Linked DNA regions of Mus musculus: region 2 is linked to region 1. The links are chromatin loops, found by intact Hi-C in ENCODE. Cell type or tissue: heart. All regions are shown on one strand.

Region 1 (8,000 bases):
GCTCAGTAACGTCAAACCCAGGAGGAGGAGAGGAAGATGCACAGCTCAGAAAAGAGCTACTGAAATTTCACAGCAGGGCATGGCAAGGGTCTGCCTTAGTGTGGTGACCTGGGGCCCTGACAGTCGTACTGAGAAACGCAGCTCGTGTGGAGGCCTTGTAAGTCAGTGTCCACACTGCCTGTAGAGGCGAGGTCTGTGGAAACTGATTTTAAGAACACAGACGAGGCCCATCCAGCCTTTTCTGCATGTAGCATGCCCAACTGTCAGCCAAGCATCCTGACTAAGCTCAGCCGCACTCCTGGCTCCTAAATCATAGAGATGCTTTCCAAAAGAACCAACAAGTCTCAATGCTATCAGACACTCAGGCGGAGTCAAACAGCAACACCCAGAATGTTCCCATGAGAAAAGTTACTCCCTTAATCCACCATGGCTGTGATCTGACAGGGACAGCCCGGCCTGTCCTTCTGCCCCCTCTGACTAGTGTAAACACCCGGGGACAAGCCTTCCTCTCCCTGTGCCTGTGCTGCCCTTAGCTCACTATGAGCACTTACTTTTGCTGGAAGTCTTTGATCAGCTTCTTTGCTTTGTTGTATTTCTTTTCCAGGGCTTGGTACTGGCTCTGAGTCTCTTTGAGATGCTCATTCACCGTATGACATAATGTCTGAGCCTCGATCCAGTAGCTCTCCAACTTCAGCATCCGTTCTTTATTCTCTTCTATATTCTGTTGCAGTTGGTTCTTTTCTAGTTCCCACCTTACTTTCTCATTTTCGGCTGCTTGAAGCTGGAGAAAACAAATGTCAAGGCAAAAATAATTTGGGCATGTCTGTAGCACCATCTCTCCACACTATTAGCTTTTTAAGATAAAACCCTATTGTTATATACAATCAGTCAGTCATCAAAACAGCTCAAGATGAGAAGAGCAACTGTTCTTTCCATATCCATAGAGGATAAAACGGAAGGCTTGAAAAGAGAAATGATTTGCTCAAGGTTACCCATCTGATAAAAGACCAAACACAAATCTGACATGAACTCCCATGAACTCTCTTTGCTAGCATGCCGTTTGAAATACTGCAAGCAGGAAATGGTGTCTAGCGCATCACTGATTAGGTCCACTAAATGTTGACACACGTTGTTTGAAAGCACGTTAAATAAAGAGTAGGACAGGAAGTTGATGATTAATTAAGAAGGGAGCGGGGGTGGGAAAGGAGCAGAAGCAAAGGCACTAATGGTGAGGAAGGGACTTAGCTTATGGGTTGTTCTCCTCAACACGTGGGCACGAGGTTCAGGCTTCTAAGAGTTACCACCTGTGTCTCGGGTGGTGACTCAGGTGCCCTTAGAGTCAGAGGGCACCTGTGCTCTCACCACTCTGCATCCTTGCAACACCTCGTGGGCACCCTAACCATTTGAGAGAGTCAGCTCCTGTTACTGTGCTTTTAACCCTTTGGGGGATGTTTCTAGGTTGTTGATTTCAACTGACATGAACACATTCTGTCACTCAGTATATCACAGGGAGTGTTAAATACATCTACAGCTTTTCAAACCTTACTTTATACTATGTATAAAAGACAGGGAAAAAATAAAGGCATTAATAGTTGTCCTGTTAATTTAAATCCCTCCAACGGATCAAAAAGACAGCTCTGTGTAGTTTCTGTCTCTGGAAGTTCTTAGAAACACAGAGTGCAGTTTTTTTTTCTGGGCCTCTTGGTTATAGAGTCCAGGAAAGAGGAAGCCGGTCCAGCGCTGCTCTTAATACAGAACTCATGACACTGAGTTTCAGATGAGGGTTTAAATTGCCCTGACAACCACGTTCTCTTCACCTTGCTACTCTGTCTACCCTTTCTACGTACAAAGCTATCAAGGTTCAAATGACATCCCCATTCTATAGAGCATTGAACAAATGGAGATACACATTCACACAAATGTACACATTTCTATGTCACAAGAATAGTTTTGTGAAAAGTATTTTACTAAATACATGTGGACAAGAGGTTACAAAGTAAAGATTAGTCCCAAACACTGAAGTGAAGAAATCTATATAACATTGATAATAATCACATGTTTTCAAGTGTTATCATATACCAACCTAAAAGGAAAATATAAAATAGTAATTTGTAGACTTTTCTAAATTAATTCTTCATAAATAAATGCCTAAGCCTGTCTATGGGAGCATTTATAAACACAGGGGCTCTTTTCCCTATTTGTAACCAACAGTTTATAAGATCTGCTTTTTAAAGTCAAAAAACAGTTTTCAGATAAAAAGGGCTTGGTTTTTTACAGCATCTTTAATGAATGCTTTATAGCAGTTGTTTAGGTACCAGCCCTGCTAGCTTTAAACTTAAAATTCACGGTGCGCCGCGGACACCATGAATGATGCTGAAATAAGCTTTGACTAGAGAGCTCCAGAGCGTATTAGTCAGGAATGCCACTTAACCAAAGTAGCCAGCTAACTCATCTCCACTTAACCAGCTAACTCATCTCCATTTAACCAGCTAACTCATCTCCATTTAACCAGCTAACTCATCTCCATTTAAAACACATGGAAAACCCAAAGCATGTATTCACTGTGAATCAGAAAACAGATCACTCGACGTAGGCAATAATTATTTTGTAATTTTAAAAAGACTATGGAAACAATACAGCATCGTTTGAAAGCAACTGAAGATATTTTTAAGTCTCTGAAAACATACATTTGATAGAAATGAACAACAATAGCTAGAACTGTATCTTGTACAAGAATTTTACAGTTTCCTTTGATGTCTCACTATTTCATAGAGATTAAAAATATTTTCTTTTATTAATATTTTTCTCTTCAACAAATTTAAATAATGTGAAGTGAGTATATCTCAAGATTTCCAGTAGCAGCTGAATCTAAATTAATTACACAATGCATAGAATGAGCTTATAACTTTACTTCTTAGACATGGGAAGTTTTTCCTAAAAAGAAATTAATGTTCCACATTAAAACAATACATTGCTTCCAGTAAATTAGCTGAAATTATTATAAGGTAAATGACAGAAAGGAGATTTGCTATACCAGCTTATATTTTAGAAATTAATACACAGATGCTTGAGCCATTAAAAATATTATTTTTAATGAAATTTCAGAGAGACTAAACAGTTTAAATCTACTTAAAACACCAAGTGCCCTGTGGCCTTCTCTGGTTATGTGCGGTTATGCTCAGTCTCAAGACAGGTCCATCGATGTACTTAATGTTGGAAATGACCATCTCATGGAAATATGCTCTCAAGTGCACGGGAGCAAATCCATTACTCCCAGAGTATCTGAAGTTTAAAGAGTACAATTCAAACACCACGGAGCGGTGCTTACCTTGGTCTTCAATTTTTGAATCTCTGCTTCTGTAACTGCATGTTTGATTTGCAACTGAAAATTGAAAAGAAAAACATCTCAACTAAGAGTGTTTCTATATTTTTAAAGACTCAGCAGCGAGAAGAATATCTTATGACACAATTAAAAAAATGCTCAGGACCCTGCTGCATTGCAGCAGGTTGTAATTACAAATGTCTAGCATGTAAAATGACTCAGTGGGTGCAAACTAATTAAACATAGGGTTTATGACTCACGGTCCCTAATATCCGATTAAGTTACCAGTTTAATTGCTAAGGGGCCAAAGAAAAGAAAACTCATTTCTTGGCCTCTGCTGCTCTGCCTTTACGATCTGAGCGTCCAGGAGCTGTTTCCTTCCTGAGGCTCGCCCACAGAATGGCTTGAGCCAGCCAGTCAACAGGCCTCGCACAGTGTGAAGAGTCATTCCCACATCGTGCAGAAAGGTGGCGCTGTGGCTCTGTGAGTCGCTCTCACATTCCGCAGAGCAGCTCTGCAGCAGAGGAAGGAGTGGGACGCAGTGGCACAGAAATCTCCGGTTTGTTTTCCGTTTGTGTTCCTTTTTAACCGCAGGAAAGGTACAGATTCAAAATTCTGCCTTCCAAAAGATCTACCTGTATAAAGACTCCAAGCCCCAAAGCATTTTCTTTACAACACAATAGTGGTCTTTGCCATTTGTTTGCTTTACTCCCCCGCCCCCACTCCCTCCCCGACCACGACTGTTTTCCTTCTAGGGGTCATTCATTTCTTTAAGGGCTAAACACCCTTGAATTTAGGGAAAACAGTTTACAGGTTCACAATTTGTTCTCTGGATGTTTTTGATGGGAAGGATGTTTTTGAAATTCCCAATTCTCCCGGTTTTATAGGTCCAAACAGCCCAGTGGAGGGTCTGGGGAGGGAGACACTTTGCAGCCAAGCCCATGAACATTTTCTGCTCTGCAGCTGAGCACAGCCACTAAGTGATGCAGGTGGCACTGTTTCTTTTGGTTATGCTGAATCCTAAATTGGTTTGCCACAAAGTTACTGAAGACCACATCCCACCATCTCACCCCCCCCCCTTTTTTTTTTGTCCAAAGTACTTCGGAGTTAGGACTGTACCGAATCTGGGTTTCTTGGTTTTATGCCACAATCTTAGTGGTCCGTCTCACTCAGATGCCATTAGCAGATACCCAAAGTGTGAGTGTGCCAGGCAAGGAAACTACACCAAGCTTTCTCAGTGAAAAATACTGGCAGAGGTCTTTTGTGCTCACCAGAAATCCTGATCCCTTAGTGAGTACAGCGATGTGGGGAAACTGAGGCTCAGAGCAAATGATCAACCTAACTGTACAAAAAAAACCAACACTAGAACTGGATTAGATCTTGGATATCTAGGTTCTGATCTTGTGCCATTTCTCTAAAAAATTAAAGATGAACTTTATAAGCATCTACTGAGGGGCTCTAGGCAAGATGCTGTAAAGATAACACCCCCCCACACACCTCTCTCAAATAAACAGCCATGATAACCTGCCACTCAAGAATAAAGCCACAAAAGAATATTCTTTAATATACAACATGGAAATGTATATACAACCACAAGGAATTATTTTCCAGAGGTATTATATTCTTAGAGAATAAAGCAAATTCATATGCCTGGATGATTTTTTTCCCATCCATTACTAACAAAAATATCTACTCTGTTGTTTAAACTAATCTGAGTGTGGGCTCTGTTTATAGCTTTCAGTAAGAACGCGCGCGCGCACACACACACACACACACACACACACACACACACGCACACGCACACGCACACGACTAACTGTAACTGAATCAAAATGTCTACGTGTGACTACCAGAAAGGGGCAGGCAGAAGCCTCGTCAGCATCACCTGCAGCACTCCACTTAGCCTGTGCAGGCGTGGAAAATATTTTGGAAGTGAAAAATATTATCTTTGCAGGGGAGTTTTAAGAGTGCTCTAGAACCAGACATTTTCTATCAGATAAGAGCAACATTATCGGCTCTCGTGGCACCAGGGCAGCCTGCCTGGAATTCACACACAACTCTGAGAAACGGTTTCTGCACTGTGTAGACTTTTTTCTATCGTTTATGCACTGGACTGAGGCCTGTTTTGTCTGCAGGGAGCTAATGGAGCTGGAGGTGTTTTTGAAGATATATGATGTTATTAAAATGTAGCAGTGGCAAATCTTTGCCATCTTTTTCTAAGCTTAATAGATGGTGCTTTGGTTTTGGTTGTTTTTTTTTTTTTTTCCAACAAAAGTGGGTTTTATTTCAGGGAACTACATATGCAAAACAAGCTGCAATTAGCTGGTGGAGTCGTAACTCAACCTGGTCAGAAGGTCCCCACCAGGGTGGTGAACTGAGCGCAGGGCAAACCTCTAACAAGGCTGCTTGGATTCTCAGAATGTGGTTATTAATGAGCAACGTGTTGGTTACATCTCTCAGACTGTGATTACAGCTCCTTTAAAAATAAGCATCTGCTTACTGCTAAAGAGGTAACAACTCACAGCTCCCCTTGTCAGTGAACCTTCCACATAGATGGCTTTATTTAGTCTCGAGTTTATTTTTCACAGACTTAAATCACACAGTTTTTAGACTTTGGCTTCCCCTAACAACAAAAGCAGATTTGTTTTCGCTGGTACTAGCAGTTCTGGCTACCAAAGCTGTGGTGGGGATACCTCAGCCCTGTAAAGAGAGGATCCACTCTGACTCAGCCTCTCTCTTCTCTACTTCCCACCCAGGAAGTCAGTCAGAACAACTTTCAATCCGAAGGGCAGAAACTAAAAAACAAAACGAACAAACAAACAAACAAAAAACCCAACAAACAAAAAGCCAAGCCAAGCCAAACTGTTCACAGGGACAGGAGCTCAAGCTATTTAGTGGCTAGGAAGATGTCTGCGTGGGTCAGAGGATTTGTTGCTAGCCTGTAAGGACCTGAGCCTGGATCTCCAGCACCCACATTAAAAACACTGAGCATAATTAGTCACCAAGCACAGACACTATTGCAATACGCCAGCAAGATTTTGCTGAAAGGACCCGATATAGCTGTCTCTTGTGAGGCTAGGCCGGGGCCTGGCAAACACAGAAGTGGATGCTCACAGTCAGCTATTGGATGGATCACAGGGCTCCCAATGGAGGAGCTAGAGAAAGTATCCAAGGAGCTAAAGGGATCTGCAACCCTATAGGCGGAACAACATTATGAACTAACCAGTACCCCGGAGCTCTTGACTCTAGCTGCATATGTATCAAAAGATGGCCTAGTCGGCCATCACTGCAAAGAGAGGCCCATTGGTCCTGCAAACTTTATATGCCTCAGTACAGGGGAACGCCAGGGCCAAGAAGTGGGAGTGGGTGGGTAGGGGAGCAGGGTGGGGGGGGAGGGTATGGGGGACTTTTGGGATAGCATTTGAAATGTAAATGAAGAAAATACCTAATAAAAATTGGAAAAAATAGAAAAGACCCCCCCTCCCCCCGCAAAAAAAAAAAAAACAAAACAAAACAAAACACCGGGCCATGCTCAGTGGCGGGCTCCCTGTGGCCCCAGGGCTCTGGCAGAGGAGGACATGAGACAGGATCCTTGTGATGTGCTGTTGACTCAGCTTCAGGGTTAGTGAGAGACCCCGTCTCAAGGGAATGGCTGGGGTGGGGGTGGGTAACAGACAGAGCAGAACACTGGATGTCCTCTGGCTTGTAAGCATGTGCATCTGTGCATACATGTGTGTATACAGCACACATACACTCACACACAAGCATGTGCATCTGCGCATACATGTGTGTATACAGCACACATACACTCACACACAAGCATGTGCATCTGCGCATACATGTGTGTATACAGCACACATACACTCACACACAAGCATGTGCATCTGCGCATACATGTGTGTATACAGCACATATACACTCACACACAAGCAAAAGAAAATCAAAACAAACACAGCTCAATGAAAAAAGGAGAGAGAAGTCTATCTCAATGTAAAGTGCCAAGTGAGATAAAGTGCCTGGAAAGGAGCGGTAGGGATTGACCAGGCAGTGAGCTCCAGGCTTCATTTGATGGTAGGACACATTCTGGCACCGCCCTTAGTGGGTGGAGAACCTTTCCAGCCAGTGCAAAAGGTGGACAGCTTCTACTTTCCTGCCACACTGAGACCTCAGGGCAGCGCCTCTCCCTTCCCTGGCATCTCACATTTGCTCAGAGGCAGCTGTCAGAGCCAGAAAGGAAGTCAGGAGGGTGCTGATCTGCTTCACACATGGAGCTGTAGATCTCAGAGCAAAGGGAACGGGAGAGAGTTGCACTGCTCACCATGCCCAGCGAGCTCTGCTTTCTCCTCACAGTTCTTGGAATGAAACGGGGATCTTCAGATTTGTGATTACAGATGACACACTTGCTGAAATTACGTGTCTCACTTTGAGACTTCAAAGTACTGAAGACAAAATAAGCAAATCCATGTGTCCATGGGTGCAGTTATCACCATGTGTCCATGGGTGCAGTTATCACCATGTGTCCATGGGTGCAGTTATCACCATGTGTTCATGGGTACAGTTATCACCATGTGTCCATGGGTACAGTTATCACCATGTGTCCATGGGTACAGTTATCACCATGTGTCCATGGGTACAGTTATCACCATGGGTCCATGGGTACAGTTATTACCATGTGTCC
Region 2 (8,000 bases), 360 kb after region 1:
ACAGGCAAGGAGCACTTTGCCTTCATTTTAATTTGATTTAAAAATTGGGGCTCCTCAAAACCCCTCTTAAAGGGCTGGACTGGGTGTGGGGATGAGGCTGCTGAGATCTCATTCCTGAGAACTGAAAGTTCACACTGTATAAGCCAGCTGCTTGAGAGAGGACCATCTTCATATATGATCATTAAGTTTTAATCAGTTAAGAATAAATAAATAAATACATCTGATTAATTATTAACCCTTTACAATGACTTCTTCAAAGTATTTTTAATTCCCCCAACACAAAGAGCAACAACAGTAAATCATATGTAAATGTCTCATTATGAAATGAAACACCATTAAGGAACTTTTAGTTGCTTTGAAATTTTATATATCTCATTTTCTTAATATTATGTGAATTATCTGTGAAATGTAATTTGCATATATTTTCCAATGTTTTGAATCTCTTTAATATGCAGATAAAATTCCCAAAGCAAAGCATGCATTTCAAGCTGTAATTATAAGCATATATTTCCCACAGATAGTTATACACTAGGGAGGGGCACTAGGAAGGCAGGAGATTGGGGGAGCAAAAGCCCCCTATTTCTCTCTTTAACAAAACTCTGGCTCATAGTAAATAATATGGAACCAGATTTTTTTTTTTTAATTTCTTCATTAATTTAGAAACATTTCTATTTGGCTTCTCTGTAAATTACACAGATGTTTAATTAAGCCAGTTGTAACCATTTCTGTCCTGCAATGTAACCACCCTGTTATATCACATGAATTTGAAATGTCAATATGTAGCATTAATAACCCACTTGCCCCAAATTTAAATTAGCTTTTTATGAAAAAAGCTAATTACTTGGGACACCAAATAATTAGCTTTTTATGAAAAAAGCTAATTACTTGGGATAACAAATAATTAGCTTTTTATGAAAAAAGCTAGTTATTTGGAATATAATTTAGTTGGTTCATATTATAATTACAGCTTACAATACTGAAGTTCAAAACCATACTTTTTTAAAAAGAAACTTTTAAATGTGTTTTCAAAAGGGCCAGCAACTCAACTCAGGACAGCAAAGCTCCTTAAGAAAAAGGAACAAAATTTCAAAAAACTTGAAGTCCCGCAGCAAGACAATGAATAATTAATTTATTCTGGCCATTTAACACACATTTAATAAATCCTTACTATGTGCCAAGCACACTTTACTATATGTAGGCAGGTCAGCCAGGGCTAATCACCTAGAATGTTTAAGAAATAACAAAAACAACAACAACAACAATGACAAACCTTTTCTATTCTAACAAACATCTCTCTCAGAAGCCAAGCCATGACACTAAAGCCCCTGAAAACTCCTAAGAAACACAGTGCTAGTCACCTCTGGCTTTGTATTTTCCAAAGCATTTAATTCCAGGAAGTCCAATGGTGTCTTGATCAAATAATTAAATATGAAAATATTTTTAAATTTAATTTTTAATTTAAAATAAGTAATTGCCTTCATTGCTTCAAGGCATCAGTTAGGCCTTTTTAAAAGTTCCCATATCCCCCACTATCAGGAGTTTTAATTGTGGGATCTTTTTATTTAATAATGCAATGCACTTATTAAAAGTGCTTATGCATGTTAGGTATACTTATTATTATTGTTGTTAATTATTCTTATTATTCTTCTATTTACTAGACACCTGTGGACAAAAAATAAAACCGCGCAACAGAGAAACCGCAGGGAGGCGGGGCTGTGCAGCCAGGCTCAGACAGGCAGAGGCGCACATGCGCACTGGAGGCAAACCTGAAGGGAGGGGTTGCAGCCCGCATTGCGCAGGCGCAAGCAGGCTGGGGGAAGGCGGGGCTCTGGGCCACCTTGGAGGAGCTCTGGGAGGAGCTGAACAGTAAGAGAGGCGGGGCCTTGGGGGCGGGGGCTAGGCAGGCCACCTCAGAGGAGGCGGGCCTTGGGGGTGGGGACCAGGTAGGCTGGCTCTAAGGCGTCAGCACTTGGGAGGTTGGGCCTGTGGAAGCATGTTCTGGAAAAGCGCGCGACAGGCGAGGCGCGCGGCCTCTCTGCAGATGAGGCAAGGCTAGATGGGCGGGGCAGGTCTGAGACTGGCTACAACAGGGCTGCAGAATGACTGCATGCCTCCCCCCGCCCCCCTACCTCCCCAGACCCCTCCCACCAGCTCCCAACCACCAGATCCCTTCCGTGCAGCAAGAGTGAATCCCCCACCTCCCACCGTCCCATCATCTCCCACCTCCCATCATCTCCCACCTCCCATCATCTCCCACCTCCCACCTTGGCTTCGTGCCCACCCAGAAAACCGGACAGTTTCCACAAACTGTTGCTGGACACCCATTCGTGTCCCCAAGTCCAGTGCACCGTCACCGTCACCTCAATCAATCACCACTAGACAAGGCAGGCCATTCCGCCATCTCCAAAATCCAGCACCCCTCCACTCCACTGCCATAAGCAGGAGTTACGTGGGCAGAATGTTAAAACCAATTTTGGCCTCCCAGGGCTCCATTTTGTTTACCACCAGCACCACCACCATCATGCAGATAGCCGTCCGACAGGAAAACGGAGCCAGTTTTGACCCGAAAGGTGAACTGTGTTGTCCCCTCACCAAGGAGAGATACGTTCTCTCGTCTTCCCAACGCTACTTTCTGTGTCACTTAAGAGGCTGCAGGTCTTATGCCTGTGCCGCAGTTTGTAGCGCATTTTCTAAATTCACTCTTGTTGCGCTTTTGCGTTTGGTTACTCTCCTGCAGCTTTCCAAATTGAATACGTGAAACACGAATCGGTTTTGGGTATCACCGTAGTTCGGGCTGGTTTGTGGCGCATGAAGCGCCCCGTTCGCCCCGTTCACAGGTTCGCCTGTTCGCCCGTTTCATTTGCTCGTTCGTACGCTGAAGCGCATGAAGCGCCCATTAGTACAGTGAAGCGCATGGCGCGCCCATTAGTACAGCGAAGCGCATTAAGCGCTCATTAGTACATCGTAGCACATGAAGCGCCCATTAGTACAGCGAAGCGCATGAAGCGCCCATCAGTTCGTAGCGTGTGAAGTGCCTATGAGTATTTTGTAGCGCATGAAGCGCCTATGAGTATTTTGTAGCGCATGAAGCGCCTATGAGTATTTTGTAGCGCATGAAGCGCCTATGAGTATTTTGTAGCGCATGAAGCGCCTATTAGGATTTTGTAGCGCATGAAGCGCCCGTTAGTTTATCACAGCGCAAGACGCGGCCGTCTGCAGTGCAATCCGTTCGTAGCGCGGCACTTAAGAGTGCAGAGCCAGTCACTTTGCAGCGTATTTGGGGAGCTCATCACAATTCGGTCAGTAGCTCATGTGCGTCTGCAGCTCATCGCTGTCCGCAGCTCATGTGTCTACCGACCATTTCTGGACGCGAGTCGTGGAAACCGAATTCGCGGACCCGAAGCCGTGAAGACTTGCTTTCCACGCTCTCGTCTCAGGATCTGGCCACTGAAGGCTTGACAAAATTTGCGAGGAGATATTTTGGGGGGCGCTACTTTTATCTCCCGCAGCTCCCGATGTAAAACGGGGATTGCGTGTGACCGTTTTCTTGGAGTTAAAAAAAAAAAAAAAATCCTAACCATACTCACCACACGAGGATTCCTCTGCGATGCCACGAAGGATGAGGGGTCCCGCGACGGCCCGGTCCACTGGGTGACCGCGGTCCGGAGAAGGCTCCGGACCGCAGCCCGCGCAGCAGACCTAGGCGAGGCTCGGTGGACCTTCTCGGTTGGCTGCTCTCCCCAGGTCGTAGTTGGTCAGGATTCTTCGACACACACCAACTCAAGTTGGAAACGCGTGTATCGGGAGTCCGGACTGCTTGCCTTATATAGAGAGATCCTAGGAGGGGGGGCGCCAAATCCCAGCGTGCTTCGCGAGCAGCGGGGGCGGAGGGGGGCGCGTGGGCGGGCGCCTTGGGGGATGGGGTGGGGGCGCGGCATGCACTGCTTTGGCCCGCCGCTAGGGGCAGCATGGGCTCAGGAAGGGGGGGTGCGCGATGCTGAACTGGCCAAGCTGGGAGGAAAAAAAGAAAGGGAGGGGAGGGGAGGATCGAGGACGGTTGGCTTAGGCAGGCCAAGAATGCTATTATTCTGGTGGTGGGAGCTGGGAGACCCTTGTGCTTGGACGGGAAAGGGTCGGGGGACACTCAAGATGAGCCCCGCGACCACTGGCACATTCTTACTGACAGGTTAGTGGCCTGCGCGCGACATGGAGGTTCAGGGGCCCACAGGCCGCCGCCTCACACTCCCCCACTCGGGTTCCGGGGTACCAGGGCGTGCCCAAAGGGTGCTAGTCCCGCTCTATGCCCAATGCCTCCCCCTCACAGCACCCCTCTTTCAGGACACCCTGCAGCCCACCTTTTGGGCCAAGTGGGTCCCTCCCCAGGCTTGACCCCTGGCCTTCTCTTTCTCTCTGCACCCCCACGGCCCCTCCCTGTCCAGCAGGGCAGGAATTCAGCTCCAGTTTCCATTAAGAAGGGCGCCCCTCCTCGCCCCCCCAGCCTAGTGGTGGACATCTTCTGATCCCTGAAACAGACTTGGGGGGTCGTTGCCCCTCGGGGTGGGGATGGGGGTTTTATCCCACAATTGAGACTCCCTGGCCTAGATGTGAACCAAAGGACATGTCTGGCCAGCTGCTTTCTCTCTTACACAAAGATGTACATCTTTTCTCATTTTCTGGGATCTGGTTGAGAGAGAAAAAGACCACCAAAATGTGACATTTAAAAGATCGAAGCCCCCCCCCCCCCGCGCGCTTTTTTTTTTTTTTTTTTTTTAAAGCATATTTCCTGGTGGCGCGAACCTGATTTTTCCTTAGGTTTTACCGAACACGGAAGCAGGATCATGAAATTCTGGGAGCCAAACGGCGGTGTGCAGGTCAGGGTCAACCATGGCTGGGGGCCAGAGATGCTGCAAACAGCACCCATTGCCCTACTAAATACGTTACGAAGGGAAAGCAAGAACAATTGAAAACAGCTGTGGATGCTTCCAATGTTCTTGGCGGGCTTTGGAAGCCTTCAGCTACGGACTTTGTGAGGTTTACACGGAGACCTCAGCTTCCCCCCCCACCCCGCGCCGTTTTATGTTTCTAAATCTTGTGGGTGAATGAATGTTTTGGGGAGCAGTAACTGTAGGTTCAAACCTTTGAAACAGGTCACCGAGACTCAGCTCCAAGCATTTCCTTGGCTTGAAACATAAACCTGTAAATTTTTTTTGTTTGTTTGTTTGTTGTTGTTGTTTTGTTAGAGAAATTTGCAAAGGAACAAGGCATTCAAATACTGACTGGGAAAGGATGTTAAATAAAACCTTAATTCGGATTCCCACCTAAGCTGCTCAAAGTCTTAGGTGCTGAGAAAATTAACAATCTGTTGCTAATCTTTGTCAAAAAAGTTAAGGTTAAAAGGAAAATCAAATTGTCTACAACTGAGTTAGATTTATAAATCACAGATGAAACATATTTGTTTTTTAAAGACTAAAACTGAGCATATTTCAGCAATACTTCTGCAGCATTTTTTTTCCTTAAAGGAAAAACAAGACTTTGACCCATTGTGAACGACAGGACCCTGCGCTGTACAAAGCATTAAGCTTTTTAGCACTAAGCAAAACTCATTCATTTCCTGGGAATCTACTTATTAGAAATTAAATGTTGACCTCCAGAAATAAATAAGTGCAGATTTCCAAGAGCAAAGGACATTTATCTAGGAAATTGGGCGAACATAATCATTACTTTTAATTTAAAAGTGTTTATCCTTTTCTGCAAGACAGACTGATTCCAGGATTTTAAAACAATGTTTATTTAACAGTCCCTGTTCCGGTGACTGCGGGACTCTCATATGCTTACGAGCAATTTCTTTCACCCTCAAAGTTAATTCACCAAGCTGTTCACTGAGAGCTTTTTAAGAGTTCACTTTTAAAAAACTGACACTTACAGAAAACATGGATCTAAAAAGTAAGGAAAATTCAAGTTTTAAAAATCACCCATCTTTCAGAGCTTAAATTTATTTGACTTTTTCATTTCAAAATGTTAGCCAGTATTTTTATTTTTTGATTGATTGACGGCCTAAAAAATAGATATGGCTTTGTTGGTACTTGTGTAATAATAGTAATTCTCTCTCATGGTCCAAGTTCCAGAAGGTACCTTACTAAGGCAACCAAGATCACCTGTGACATCCTTGGCTTGCTCTGGTGTCGGCAAAGTGCGGTTTGCCCTTCCAGACTTCCCTCTATGCTTACAGAGGGATCTAAAGAATATGGGTTTTTATAGGGTTGTATATACTTTTTTTTCTCAAAATTAAATATTGAATCAAATTAATTTCTTCCCCTGTTTTCTTTCCAAGTAGTGGATTTTGAGCATCAAATAATACTAATTTTACAATTTTCTTTAAAAATAAGCAACATTAAATTAATATTTCCTGATTGAGGTATATGAACAGCAACAACACCTAAGTATTTCAAACCAACGAGCTGAGCCGTGGCTCCCCGCCTCAGGATTATCACATGGAGATATAATTCTGATCAATATCCTTGATGCTTTTTAATGCTTGATACACCTTTTTTTTTTTTAACTTTATTCAAATTATAGTTCTCCTAGGGAAAAGGCAATAGCAGCTGTTTAGGTAAAACTTTCTTGCTAGCTGAAAGAACAAACAATATTTAAGTGAATAGACAAAATTAATTGACACTTGAGCATTTAACTAACATTAAATACCAATATGTCCTAATACTGATAGATTGATAGATAAGATCTTAAGCACTTATGGTATTTACTATCCAGGTGACTTTTAAGATTTTTTTCCCCCGTGTGGATTATTTTGTGCCGGCTTTTCACAAGGGTGAGTGAAGCTACGCCGTGTTACTATGCATCGTTCACTTCACTAGGTAACTAGCTGCTCTTTGTATTGGAACATTTTATCCATTTTTGAAGAGTGCTCAGGAGCTATCATCTCTTGCTTTACCACCATTTTTAGTTCAGAGTGGAGTGACAGAACTCTGTATTAACACTAAGCAGGATTTTGACATCGCACATCTTCTGTTTATACATTTTACCTATTTTGTGGCAATTTGCCCCGTATCTATGAAGCTGTTGATTTATCTCTTATATTTAGGATAAGTTCTAGAGGAGTAAGAAGGTTTATAGTTCAAAGCTAAGGTAGAGATTTCACAAGACAAATAATAGACTACCTATTTGGGCATTTTATCCTTTTTTAATGAGAAATTGATATTGATATGGATATGAATGTGCTTATTTTCTGCCTGTAGTTGGCTTAGCTTCTAGGGTACTAGGAGTAAATCATTTCTAAACAAGATAAAGATTTCACTTTTGAAAGAGTAACTAAGGTTTGAATTGGGTTTTTTTTTTTTTAATCTGTTATTATAACAGCTTGCCATAAATCTAGCAGCTATTGGTTTATCTTGTGTATATATAGCATAACTTCATTTGTGGAGTAAATTATGTCTCTCAGCCAGCTGGAATTTTCACTTGTCTCACAGACTTTACAGACGGCAATGAACACACCATAAAAACGGGCTAGAGATAACCTGAGTGTGACAGATAGCCCGAGTTCAGCTTCAAACACTAGTTTCCCATGGATGAAAATCACCCTTAAAGAAAAGGCTAAAGCAGCAAAGACATGCTGGGTTTTTAAAAATGTTTCAAGTTAAATACTCAGATTGTTTGTGGATCTGATAAGCACAGTGCTTACACATGATGCTTCTTTCCCTCCACAATTAGTCCACACTCCGTTTCTTTTCTATTTGTCCTGTTTGTCCACACAGTCTATCCTACCTGATCTTTTTTTTTTTTCATCTTTACATTTTCATAGTCTCTATTCTAAACATCTAAATATACATCCTGTTTATTATTTATTTTATTTCAGAGTCTCAGTGTGAAAAAGGACCCCATCTAATCAGATGACACGGGTTGGGTTTGTCTGTTCTGTACTTGGGCTAGAAGGGAACCTTTGTACTTTGCTCTGTTTTTGGTTCCTATCCCCTGTTTTCCATATG

What was found. Peaks named below come from ENCODE experiments on the same cell type or tissue, not always from the same donor. Only the 100,000 strongest peaks of a DNase experiment are listed, where the experiment ranks them.
Region 2: it touches region 1 in a loop (2.8-fold over the local background); 13 of 42 quality-filtered maps call a loop at or near these places.

What each region holds. Positions count from the first base shown.
Region 1 is chr6:5,106,382-5,114,381 of GRCm38, reverse strand. It overlaps Ppp1r9a (protein phosphatase 1, regulatory subunit 9A), which reads right to left. Exons shown (of 16, transcript NM_001363809.1): 8 at 3,329-3,382; 9 at 552-781. Among named protein-coding and RNA genes, the nearest start is that of Gm46949, 44 kb to the left of the region's middle. In heart, a CTCF peak has its summit at 3,780; a DNase peak (open chromatin) is centred at 3,781; H3K4me3 peaks cover 775 bases; H3K27ac peaks cover 3,228 bases.
Region 2 is chr6:4,743,166-4,751,165 of GRCm38, reverse strand. Sgce (sarcoglycan, epsilon) reads left to right here and starts at 3,962. Exons shown (of 11, transcript NM_011360.3): 1 at 3,962-4,186. The coding sequence starts at 4,078. It overlaps Peg10 (paternally expressed 10), which reads right to left and starts at 3,860. Exons shown (of 2, transcript NM_130877.2): 1 at 3,588-3,860. In heart, CTCF peaks have their summits at 1,694 and 4,000; DNase peaks (open chromatin) are centred at 1,895, 2,855 and 4,005; H3K4me3 peaks cover 4,421 bases; H3K27ac peaks cover 4,242 bases.